Linked DNA regions of Homo sapiens: region 1 is linked to region 2. The links are chromatin loops, found by intact Hi-C in ENCODE. Cell type or tissue: K562. All regions are shown on one strand. Links, peaks and the distances in the headings refer to the core of each region. The heading gives the core; the rest is flanking DNA.

Region 1 (6,480 bases), core at 596-5,595, 750 kb after region 2:
CTACATTTTAATAACTCTACTCGCAAAAACAAAACTAAATTAAAATCAAGCAAATAAAAGGTAGGGAGACATATGCTTGAAGCAAGATATATAAAAACCAAAGATAAGTCAGTGCAGGAATTTTAATTCAGTTCAACAGACATTCATTGCATTCTAGAAGGTGGCACACCTCAGTATGAGCAGCCCACTCAAGTCTTAATCCTTCTGAGGCCCCCTTTGTGGGCCTAGGTCCATCTGTTACACTTTCTATGAAATATCTGGCGTCAAGTTGGATTTGATGATGTTACTTTGTAATAACATTCTGTCTACATCACTTCCTCTTGTTATCCAGGAGCACTTGGCAACTCCCACTATATTTTTTCAGCACCCCCACTCTCCTTTCCTGTGTATTCATGCCCTTAACAGACATAGGAGGTTAACTATTTCAGAAGGAATTGTACCAAGCATCAGGTGGGCAGAGTCTCTATGAATTCCTGCTTTGAATCCTTGCTGAGCCAGTTTTCAATAGGAAGATAATATTTCGTATTGTTCAGATTAGTACAATCAAGCCATGGCAATAATGGAGACGCTTAGAAAATGGGGGCTAGGTAAATTTAGCAATAGGCTCAGTTATATTTTGTCCAGGTAATAAGTGGCTCTTTTGAAATAAGACAAAGCTGATCACTTCATTATTTGATTAGATTCTTCTAATTGTGCCCAGGTGATCAGTTAATTCTCTGCTAAGTCTCAAAACAAATTTAGAAAATCAAAAGAGGATGCTGAGAATAGAAACCAAACAACACTTTGCTATCTTGTACAGATAGTGCTAATTGACCTTTCTCCTGTTACTTTCAAGGCAATTAGGGAGGATAATTGTAGCTTAAGAAACTTAGCACAAGTTAGAGGGAAGAGTAACAACAGATGGAAACAGGGATATATTTTGCCTTGAGAAAGTTAAGTGATACCATTTGTGACAAGGTCTCTGATGCTGGGAGTGGGAGGTAATTTCTACAGATTCACTGGCATATAAGGCCTGCATGTATCTATATATGTTGTAGGAAGTTCCAATTTCTAACTTTCTCTTAGATCTTTTGTCCTAAAAGTCAGGGGAACATCCATGACCCTGATTCATTTATTTCAAAGAGAGGTATGCTGGCATCTGTTGTGGAATATTTCTAAGGGTCAAACTGCACATTATTCTGAACTGACGCCAGAGCAGGCAAACTCTTCATTTGTAAGAAAAAAATGATAGATGCTGCCTTTAGGAGCTATCATATTTACTTCATGCACCTCAGCAGGCTTTGTTCTTGAACATTAGGAAAGTGAGCAGGACTTGGTTTCAGAATGAGGTTGGATGAATCACATTGACTAGAAACTGTATTATCATATTCCGTTGTGTCTAATCTTGAAACAGGCAGAATGGTTTTGGTACTGCTGGGTAGAGGCTGTTTGTCTCTCTTCTGGCCTGGGATGATGCAGTAACTCTGTCTCCTTGGCTATAGAGAAAAATATGATGCCCCTGTCCTGATTCTGTCCTAGCCAAAGAAGATTCATTTGGGGAGCTCAGCACATTTTTGGTATGTATTTGTTTAGTGAATGGAGATGACGAATTCAGGCCTTTTTTGGGTTTAAGGATGGGGGTTGGTAGGCACATTAAAAGGTGGGGAGGTAAAGAAGAAAGTGTTGTTGGGGGATGCAAGTTGTGCTGAGAGACAGGCAAAGAGAAGTGTGCAATTGGAAATTTCAGTAACAAGCCTCCAGCAATGACAGTTTGCTTGGATCTCTTTCTCGTTTGCATGTCGCTAGAGGAATCTTCAGACTGAGCAATATGACCCTAGGATGCCAGGGATGACAGAGAAAGGATCTTTTCAAAAAACCTATTAAAATTGCTTGGAAATCAAATTTGCAAAGAGTGCAATTTTAAAAGGAGGCATCCCATGTTTTTCCGGTTATTACAAGTGGGGTTTTACTAAATTACCAAATCTCTCTGTTCCTCCTTCATCTGACAAAGTGGCTAATAAAAGCCCCCTCACTGGGTGATTGATGTTAGTAACACTAAACCCATAGGAAATACATATTTTAAATATTCTTTGTTACAGTTAGTTGTTCTTACTTACATAACAATATTAAAATATCCTATATAAATTTTGAGTAAAAAATAGAAAAACACTTAGTATTTAAAATAATATTTTACCAATATTTGGCCATCTAGTATTTATTTGCCAAGTAGAGCTGCCTGCTGATAATGTAAAGAAAAACAAGTCATGGCCTCTATCCTTATGAAAGGTACAACCTATTAACGAATACTATTAGTGTTTATTTTCTTTTTTTTTCCCCTTTTCTCATAGGTTATTTTAATATAGTAGCAAAGATTCTGCACATGTATGTGGCAGATACACATTCTTTTCCTTGTTTTTGAAGAGTTTCATTTGTCTTTTACTCCTACCTATTCTTTAAACAAAGTCAGTTCCTTCCGCCCTTGACCAACAAAACCCTTGACCAGCTTAAAATATCAGTAGATGCCAGAATATTAACAAGGATGAAACTAAATGGTTATGTTTACAGAGATTTAAAAATTCCATTTCCCCAGGAATATGCCATTTCAAGATTTGTGTAAAAACAGGAAGAATGAAGAAAAGGTTCTTGTTTCACCTTGTCTTTTTACGGATGAAGGTAGTCAACCAATAGTCCCAAACGTGAGAATTTCTACTTTTAAAAAACATTTTGGAATAATTCCAGATTCATACAAAAGTAAACATGGGATTTTTTTAATAAAAAATAAATAAATGTTTGTCTTGGAATGCCAGATTCCAAGTATTGGACAATTTGACCAACGGCTTAGAATTTAAAGTCATTTCAAAAATTAGTACTTGAAAACACTTTCTTAAATAGCCTGATTTCTTTCCAGAGTGAGCATGTGGATGAGCCTTAGTCTACCATTATTAGCAAATTATTTATATTCTTACTTTATTCCCCTTCTAATTAACCTATCATCACTTCTTAATCTATGTCAATTTTTTTTCCCCTAGTCAAACACAAACAGAATCAGGAACTTCATTAAAATATTCCAACTGTCATTATTAGTGGCTGCTATGATAATAATATTTATTTTGTATCATTCTTGACAATTCTATTTGGAAAATATTGCAATGATTTTGTCACTACTTATATAATTACAATAGGAAATGTTAATCATGAAAATTTTCTCCAGCTCATTTTCTAGTCCCCAGTCATCACACATTCTTGGGTTCTAATAAGCTATGTGTCAGATATAAGAAGAAGTTCCTCTTCAAAGGTTTAGCTTGTTTAGTTTCCTTGTTCTTTGTTCTCTACTTTCAAGGCCAAACTTCCTTACTCTCTATGCCTCCCTGTCTCGGTTTCAGTAAACAACTCTCCCTCCAGTTGTTATCTACAGAGCTCACATCTGCTACCCATTCTGTAAATTACCCCTCCCATCACAATGGCCCTTCCCGCCAAAATTGTCCTTCCTGCCAGTGTAACCGCATTCCTGCACTTTTCAAGTTAGCCAACCAGGTTCAGCTTAAGTTGTGTGGTCCAACTCCAGCCAGTGGAGGCAGGACACAGTAGCAGGGACAAGTTGCGTTAAGGATAAAAACCCCTTCCCTCCTTTGTTCAGTGTGCTCTTGTGGCATCCAGACCTGCGAGAAGCACCCTTCTGCAGAAGTAAATTTTCTTTGCTGTCTGGTGTCTGGTGAGGGTCTGCTTCCTGGTTCATATACAGCTGTCTTTATGCTGTGTCTTCATCTGGTAGAAGGGACAAGGCCACTCTGTGTCTTCTTTAAAGGACATGAATCTTATTCATTATGGCTCTGCCCTCATGACTTAATACCCTCCCGAAGCTCTCACCCCCTACTACCATCATCTTGGAGGCTAGAATTTCAACATATGAATTTTGGGGAGACACAATCATTTAGACCATAGCATTTGGGCCTGCTTCTTCTAAATTTATGTTATTCTCACATGAAAAAATATATCCATTTTATTTCAGTTAAGCCCAATAATCCCCAAAGCCTTAATTCATTCCAACATCAACTCAAAAGTCTAAAGCACAATGTTTCATCTAAATATCGTCTAAGTCAGATATGGATGAGACCCAAGTTACTATTCATTCTAAGGCAAATTACTCTCCAACTGTGAGCCTATAAAACCGAGAAAAGTTATGTGCTTTCAACATACAATGATGGAACAGGCATAGGACAGACATTTCCATTCCAAAAGAGTCAAATGAGAAAGAAGAAAGGAGTGGCAGATCCCAAACAAGTCCAAAACCTAACGGGATAAAATACATTAAACTTCAAGGCTAGAGAATAATTCTCTTTGGCTTGATGCTCCGCTCTCTAGGCCCACTTGGTATGCACTGCCACTTTCTGGATACAATGACGTGGAGGGGCACACTGGGAATGTGGCCCCACAGATTTGCCAAGACCCTCCAGGGGTCCCAGTGGCCCTGCTCCCATGGCTTTGAATGACCCACCCCTGTGGCAACTCTGCCTGGGCCCTCCCCTTAAAGTGGTTCTCTGTGATGGCCCCACCTCCCCAAGACTGTGTGCATTGGTCATGCCCCAAGATCACTTTAGGCTCTAATTGTAGGCCAGATATTGTGCTACCCACATTATAACAAGGATGACCTTTCCTCCATTGCCCACTGGGTAGCATAGTATCGGGTGTACAATTAGAGCCTGGAGTGGGGGTCTGGGTTTCCGGTGGTGGTGGTCACACCCACATGTCCTTGCTGGTCTGGGGTTTTGGGGGTGGCCACACCCACATGTTCTTGCTGGGCTTTTTCCTAATGGTAGTTCTCTGCAGTGGCCCTTCACCCACTGGGACTCTTGCACTTTGGACCTGTGATGGGAGGGGCAGCTCTAATGAATTTTGAATTCCTTAATGGGTTAATCTTCTATTGTCTTGGACAATAGGTACTTACTTCTGTTTAGATGGCCTATAATCTCCTTCTCAGATGGTTGTTTGGCCACAACCTTTATGTTCTCTCTTGAACATGTGCTCTCATTCTTTTCAATATGGATAAAATGAAAATGTTCCAAGTCTTTAAGTTCTACTTCCCTTCTGATTACCAATTCCATCTTTAAGTCATTTGTCTCTTCTTACATTTTACTATGAGCAGTCCAAAGGAGCCAAGCCAAACTTTCAAAGCTTTTCTTAGATATTTCCCCAGTCAAATATTCATCTTCACCTCTGAAAAGCTCTACCTTCCCCAAAACACTAAAACAAAAACACAATCCAGCCAAGTTTTTTGCCACTTTATAACAGGGATGGCCTTTCCTCCATTGCCTAATAACATGTTCTTCATTTCCACCTGAGGCCTCATCAGAATGGTCTTTACTGTCTGTGTTTCTACCAACATTCTGTCTATGTTTACGTAGGTAATCTCTAAAAGGAAGTTTTCTGTACAACTCTCCTCCTCTCCTTCTGAGCTTTCACCAGAATAGCCCTTAATAGTCTGCTCTTGGTAATGCAGGGTTTTTCTAGCATGCACCTCAAAACTCTTTCAGCATCTACTCATTACACAGTTCCAAAACCACTTTTACATTTTAAGGTATTTGCTGCAACAGCACTCCATTCTCAGTACCAATTTTCTGTCTTAGCCTTTCCAGGATTTTATAACAAAATATTATAAATGGGTGGCTTATAAACAGCAGAAATTTATTTCTCACAGTTTTGGAGGCTAGAAGTCCAAGACAAGGCACCAGCAAATTCAGTGCCTGGTGAGTGGAAAGACCCCTCTTGGGCCTCTCTTTTAGGGCTAATCCCATTTATGAGGGCTCTATCCTCACGACCCATACCCTCCCAAAGGTACCACGTCCCAATACCATTATCTTGGAGGCTAGGTTTTCAACGTATACATTTTGAAGAGACACAAACATTTAGACCATAGCAGTACCCTCGGCACTACATTCTGTGGTCCTGCTTGTTATTGTATTGGATAGCTAGAAGAACCCTTAGTTTCTATTATGTGTACATTCTCATTGAGTAAAACTAGCTGACAGTTCAGGCAAAGCCCAGTTCTGCCAGCCAGAGCCTATCTCATTGCATCAGAAATGATACATAACCTCTTTGAGTCTAATTGTCTCATCTGTGATATTATTTAGCTCATGATATTATTGGAAGGATTACATGAGCTAACACCATGATTATTAGCCCGTAATAATGTTTCTAGCATACCTTGTAAAACTTGTAAGAACATGCACAGAAAAATGGAATTTAGAAAAAGAGGTAAATTTGAAGAAGAGAGAAACCCAGAATTAATTTTATGTTTGTGTCTAATAATAGTGTTGCTTAATGGAAAAATAAAAATTCATGATGTCAGCTGGCTTCATGTATTGTATAATGCAGGGTGAATCATGCAGCCTCTCTGAGTTAGTGTTTCCTGATTAACTAATGACATATACCTCATGGAGTCATTATAGTGATTAAATGAGGTGATGTATGTAAAGTAGGTAGAACAGTATCTGGTATATGACA
Region 2 (6,480 bases), core at 995-5,994:
GCATCATGATTACGTGACATGATTTGTAGAGTGTTCAGAAACTACTGTGTTCTAAAATATCTCCTCCTGTTTGTCAGAGTGTCTGAGATTTCACAGTTGAAAAGGAGCACTCCTTTGCATTTTTTGTTAGTTGAAATTTTCCTATTAGTAAATCTTTATCAGCTCACACCTTAGTGGGGCCATTTTGGGCAACTGAGTGGTTTGGTGTTAGATAAGTGTCACTGAATGGGAGTAGCAAAGGTTCAAACTTGAGCATGGGAGATGTCACAGAGCTGCTTCTGGCCAACTCTGGCAAGGGCACTCAATAGTCAGTCCTGGGAGCCTAGCAGCTTGGCTGTGGGTGTGTTTGAAAGAGATCTCAGGTCGAGATTAATTCTTGGCAGCTGGTGAATCTATCAGCTGTATCTCTATTAGACTTTAACAGGAATAATTGAATTTTTCTTAAGCTAATGTTTGCTGTTTGTTGTTGAAGATTTCTGTAAATAAGAGATACTGTTCTCCCTGATCATTTATCTTCAGAGTGGAATCACTTTTAGTTGAGATTAGGTTTTAAGGCAAAAATTTATTTGATTTACCTTTTGAAGCTTTTTAGCAGGCACTTTGTTATAAAATATAAGCAATGTGTAGCTCAAGATAGCTGTCTTTTTCTTAAGTATTGGGATGAGTCATATTTTCTTTATCTGATTGCCAGCAGATGGAGTTGGCTTATACTTGAGGGCCATAGTTTTTTCTGGAAAACATGTCTCTTTAAATGCTGAGGTCATACTCCTACACTACACTCAGTGTAACAAGAAGCTCATATAATAGGAGTTACTTAGGGCCTGGGAGTCACTCATGAGCACCAGATTCAGGTTCCCTGAAGGCGTGTGCCCATTGAGTGGCACGGTGGTATCCCAAGATCACAACTATAGAAATTGTTCTCTTTCTCTCTCTGCCCCTGGGCCTGTGTCCTCAAAGCCAGCAATGGCGGGTCAAGCTCCTCCAAGTGTCCAATCTCTCCAGCCTCTTTTTGGTCCTTTTTCTGTCAGTGCTTTTTTTATTTTTTCTAGCTGGCCCTTCTCACTCTGAAAGGGCCATGTGACTACATTGGGCTCCCTGGAATAATTCAGGATAACATTCCTAATTTCAGACCTGTAACTTTGATTCCATCTCCAAAGTCCCTCTTGCCATATAATGCAACTATATTCTTAGGTTCCAGGGATAGATAAGGATGCAGGGATCTTGAAGAGGTGGGATGAGATTTAGTCTGTCTACCACGGATCACCTGACAACGGTTGGTCTTTTTCTTTTCTCTAAAATCCAGAGAAGCTTCATTCTATTAACCATTCCAAGGAATGATTTTTATAAATAGTTACTTTCAGTAGATGAGGAACAGAAGAGGCAGAAGTTGGAACTGGCTGTATGTCCCTTGTTGACCACACTTTTTCAGATAATAGATGAATTCAACATTTAACTGGTAGGTAGGCAGCCATGATATGGTTTCCTGGGAAGCATTGTTACTGCTGGTTAGCTGGAGGATAAGAGTAAAAGTGGAGGTGAGCCCAAATGAGGAAATGCTGTTTTGATTTTGGGGTTTTTTTTAATGTAAAAAAGTATTACGAATTACAAACTACACAAAGAGTCAAATCCCTATTTTGAGCTTGGAGAATTAAACATCAAACACAAATGCAGTCCATCATCCTGCCAGAGCCACGAACTTCCCCAAATAGCTCTTTAAGATGTCACAGCTCCTTTGGTGGGCTGCAGTTTTGACATTTCTAAGCTTGAAATTTGCCTTTCGTGTATTATACAGTGTCTCATCAAGGGACCAACAAAACCCTGTTCCAATAAAGCCGATATATTAGCACCATCAAAAGTACATTCCCTTGATTCTTCAGTCACTTCATATAAGTAATTAACTCCACTTTTCTAGACGGCAGGCTAGTTTTCAAAGCCAGAGATGCGCATGGTTGGTTTCAGATCCAGTTCCTTGCAAACAGAGCAGAGCAGATGGAAATGAGATGCAGAGATAGTGTAGTTGAGAGAGGCAGATAATTCAATCCAAGTGACATTTGGATGCTAGGGATTTGAGATGGTTCAATTATTTTTCAGTTTCTCAACCAGACTTGTCTATGCACAGGAAGCTGGGCTTTAAAATATGACACCTGCTTCAGAGTTCTGTGCTCTTGAATAGGAGGAAGTGTTTCCAGTTAATATGATATTCTAGGAAGAGATGGTGATGGCACAGACTACCCCCACCAAACCCCCCCACCTTTATTTTGAATCTCAGGAAATACAGATTTTCAAAGTAAAAGTGAAACTTCTAAGAGGTATGTTAGATCATGTCACTCCTCTGCCCCAAACCCTTCAATTGTCTGCCGTTTGTCTCAATGTAAAGACCTTGAATCTTACTTTGACCTCCACTGCCTTTAGTCAGTGTTACTTGATGTGTTGTCAGTGCCAGTCCACAAACTCTTACTGGTACCCTTCAGGATAAAGGGCCTGTCCCAGAATCCAAGTCAACAATATCAGTAAGCACCATTTAAGTCAGCTGACATTTTTTTTTTTTCTGTAGAAACATGTTCTCCATGAGGAGGGATACACTGAATGTATATATGTATAAACACATATATGCATATGTGTGTATGAGTATATGTGTGTGAGTACATATAAGCATTTGTGTGTATTTTTAATTTGCCTACCTTTTTTTTTTTTAGTCCTTGATTTAAAAGTTATCTCAAAAGTCACCTTTTCAGTGAGACTTCTCTGGTTACCTAACTAAATTTTTACCACCTTCAGCTGATATAACATTTGCTATTCCACTTTCTTACTTTCTTTTTTTCCCCTCTTTTGTACTAATCTTTAATTAATTTGCTATATATTTTACATATATATTATTTTTTGATCATTGTTGTTTATTGTTTGTCTTTCCTTGTGGAGGTAAGCTCCAAGAAGGCAGAGATAATAGTCTGTTTTGTTTAATTCCTTTTTCACAGCTTCTAGAAAAATTAAGTGGCCCATTGTAAAGAGTCAATAATTATTTTTTGACTACAATATTATACGAATAATTGAAGGACTAAGTAGCTTAGTGAATAAATGGATAAATAAGTGAACAGATAAATGAATGAATAAATACACACATACACACACACACACACACCCATAAAACGGGAAAAGTTCTCTTGTCCCCCTTGCAAAGCGTGTGACAAGGGTGTGGCTGGCTTCTTCGCTTCTTTGGTGCCCTGCTGCTCTAACCCCTAGTGGGAGCCTGCAGATGAGCAGGTCGTGGGGAGCATTCTGTGGCTCTGAACCCATGGCAGCCTCTAGGGTTGAGTGTTTACAGCTCCCGAAGCCCCAGTGGGCATGTATGACAGTATGCTCTTTCAACTTTCCTGTCTGCAGGTGGCTTGTGTTAATCAGCTCAGTTAGACCCACTGCTTTATCTCAAGGACAGAGGGCTTTCTGTATCCCAGGTTCTTGCCCTAGTGTACTGGAAAAATTGGACCACACGTGGGCTTGGAGAATGAGTGCAAGGTTTTATTGAGTGGTGGAAATAGCTCTCAACAGATGGATGGGAGCCAGAAGGGGGATGGAGTGGGAAGGTGGTCCTCTCCTGGAGTCTGTTCTTCTGACTGCCCCTGGCTGAATTCCACGCTGTCCATCGTTCTGCCGTTGATGACCTGCTGGCGTCTGTCGTGTGTTCTTCTGCCGGTGTGTTCCTCTCGACATCCAGCCACTTGTGTCTGTATCTGCTAGGGTCTCGGAGTTTTTTTAGGCACAGGATGGGGGATGCAGCGGGCCAGAGTGGTCTTGAAAGATGAAACATTTGGGCAGGAAAACTGGAGTGCCTGTCCTCACTTAGGTCTTTGGGCATAGGCCCGAGGGTGGAGCCCTCACCAGGGACTCCGCTTTCTCTACCCAGCACTTCCCTGCCCTCCTCTGGTATCACCCATATATGTATATATATGTACATGTAGATAAATAAACGAATGGATGGATGGATGAATATATGATGTTATATTTGTTTGTCTATTTATACGAACCTGAAGGCGAGTAACTAATTTCTGGTTTAAATGGATTGACTTTCTTCACTAGTACTATAGTAACAATGTCTTTTCTTTTAATTAATGACTATGTGTGTGGATTGGTTGTCTCCTGTTCTGCTGCAGGGCACATTTCACTTGCTTATAAAAGAATATCCTATGATCTTATGATGACTTTCAAGAATATGGCTTTAGATACTGGTTGCTACCCAATAAGATTGAATAAGCATGAGTGAGCAAAATCAAAAGCAATTGAAACTTCATGCTTTAGGAAGCAAAGGATCATGGTGACTAACATTTTTTTTCAGTTTCTTAACAGGACACAAATAATCAGGTTGTACATATATTGCAAGAATTTATGAGATATATTTAGATACATCAAACATTTAAAATTCTGTTATACATTTTAATGTCTATGAGAATAAAACTATAGGTTATACCAGGAAGAGTAAAAAGCTTTAAAATATAAATTAGAGTAATAGGTAATCGATAGAACATATGCTATGTGGACAAGGCAAAAAAAATGCAGTAGCCCTAAACTTTTGGAAATGTTGATTTCATTATTGGCAGTTTTAACAGCCAGTCACTGACAAGAGATTGTAATTGTCATGTGTTTCCAGACCATCTCTCCTTGTTGTAGCTCATTCTTGGTTGTCGCATTTTTCTTAGTTCATTGCTCACTTGCCTTTCATATTGTTAACAACCTGCTCAAATAGGTAGGGACAATGTTAGAAAAAGCAATATGTTTTGTGCTGTTTTTGTAGTCTTCAGTAATGATCTAATTTAATAATAACACTCTATGCCATTGGTAGTATTATTTACACTTTACAGACAGAGAAAATAAGGCTTAGAGAAAGGTTGAGAAGATGAGTGACAGAAACAACTTAAATCTCTCTGACCCTGATATACCTTTTCTTTATCCTGCATTACTGATTTTCCTCCTGGAACTCACATTAGAAAATAGTAAAATAGCAGTTATGTAGGATGAATAAATCTAGAAATCAGATGTACGATATGAGGACCATAGTTAATAATATTGTATTGTATACTAGAAGTTGCTTGAGAATGTAGATTTTCAGTACTCTTCCCACAAAAAATAGGTTCTATGTGAGATTATAGATATGTTAAATTGATTATCTGTAGCAAATATTTCACTATGCATATGTCTATGAAAACATCATATTGTACACCTTAAATTTTTACCATTAAAAAGTATGATGTTTAGGGTTTCACAACAGGCTAGTTGATTCAGAATTCTGGAGTAAGGTCTGAACATGGTATTTTATGTTATTTATTTTTTTTCTAACATTTTTTCTTGGAAATTTTAAACCCACAGTAAATTTGAAAGAATAATACAATGAACACCCATTCCTTCATCTAAAGCTATCAAGTAATAATATTTGGCCTCATTTACTTAATCTTCACTCCTTTCTCCCTTCCCTGGCACCCTCTCTCTACACACACACACACACACACACACACACACACACACACACACACACACACACACGTTTGGCCCTCTATCTGCAGGTTCCTCATTTGAGGATTCAACCAAACTTGGCTCAAAAATATTTGAAAAAAATAACAATAAAGCAACAACTAATAAAAATTTAAAACACAGTATAACAGTTATTTACATAGCATTTATATTGTTTTAGGTACTATAATAATCTAGGAATAATTTAAAGTATATGGGAGGAAGTGCGTAGGTTATATGAAAATGCTACGCCATTTTACATAAGGAACTTGAGCATCAGAGAAATTTGGCATTTGCAGGAATCCTGGAATCAATCCTGCTTGTCAAGGGGATGTCAAGGGATGATTGTACTCATACACAAATATCTATTTAACTCTTTTATTTCTATTTGGTTTGTTTAGAAGTAAGTGGTAGACATCATGATACTTTACTCTTAAATCTTCAGCATGCATTTATATAGAAGAAAGATATCCTGTTCCACAACCATGATATTATTTTGATACCCAAGATACCTAAGAATGATAAAATGCTTATTTTACATATGGCATACTGTCCATTTTCAAATTTCCAAAATGTACTTTATTTTATTACTTATTTGTTTTGTAAATTCAGGATCCAATCAGGGATCACACCTTGAATTTGGTTTTCATTGAATAGTTTTCTGACCCCAGTCTAGAACATTTCACTCACTATTTTATTTTTAAATATTTCTATGACTTAGATATTTTTTAAAAATCCAAGTTTTGTAGTAAAATATTCCAACCTCTGGAATGTTTTCCTAATTTTTAGATTCAGAAAAAATACTTTTGGCAAGAATTGAATTTGGCGATGTTATAAACTTTCTACTGCTTCAAATCAGGTGTTGTACAATACTGGTTTATTCCATCACCTGGTTCAGGTGGTGCCTGACAAATCTCTCCATTGTAAAGGCACCTTTTCTCTTTGAAATTTATAATCAATGGGGTATCGATTTGATTTTCT

The links. Hi-C counts contacts between places; a loop is a spot of excess contacts. Peaks named below come from ENCODE experiments on the same cell type or tissue, not always from the same donor. Only the 100,000 strongest peaks of a DNase experiment are listed, where the experiment ranks them.
Region 1: a loop joins it to region 2, with 2.4 times the contacts of the local background. A loop is called at or near these places in 1 of 110 quality-filtered maps.

The regions. Positions count from the first base shown.
Region 1 is chr3:6,515,509-6,521,988 of GRCh38, forward strand. The region is part of intron 1 of LOC105376944 (a long non-coding RNA gene); the gene reads left to right. Among named protein-coding and RNA genes, the nearest start is that of GRM7-AS3, 290 kb to the right of the region's middle. In K562, for the core only: no CTCF peak of the experiment used is centred there; a DNase peak (open chromatin) is centred at 3,413.
Region 2 is chr3:5,766,770-5,773,249 of GRCh38, forward strand. No RefSeq gene overlaps it. Among named protein-coding and RNA genes, the nearest start is that of MIR4790, 520 kb to the left of the region's middle. RefSeq lists an enhancer at 573-867. In K562, for the core only: a CTCF peak has its summit at 3,251; a DNase peak (open chromatin) is centred at 3,232.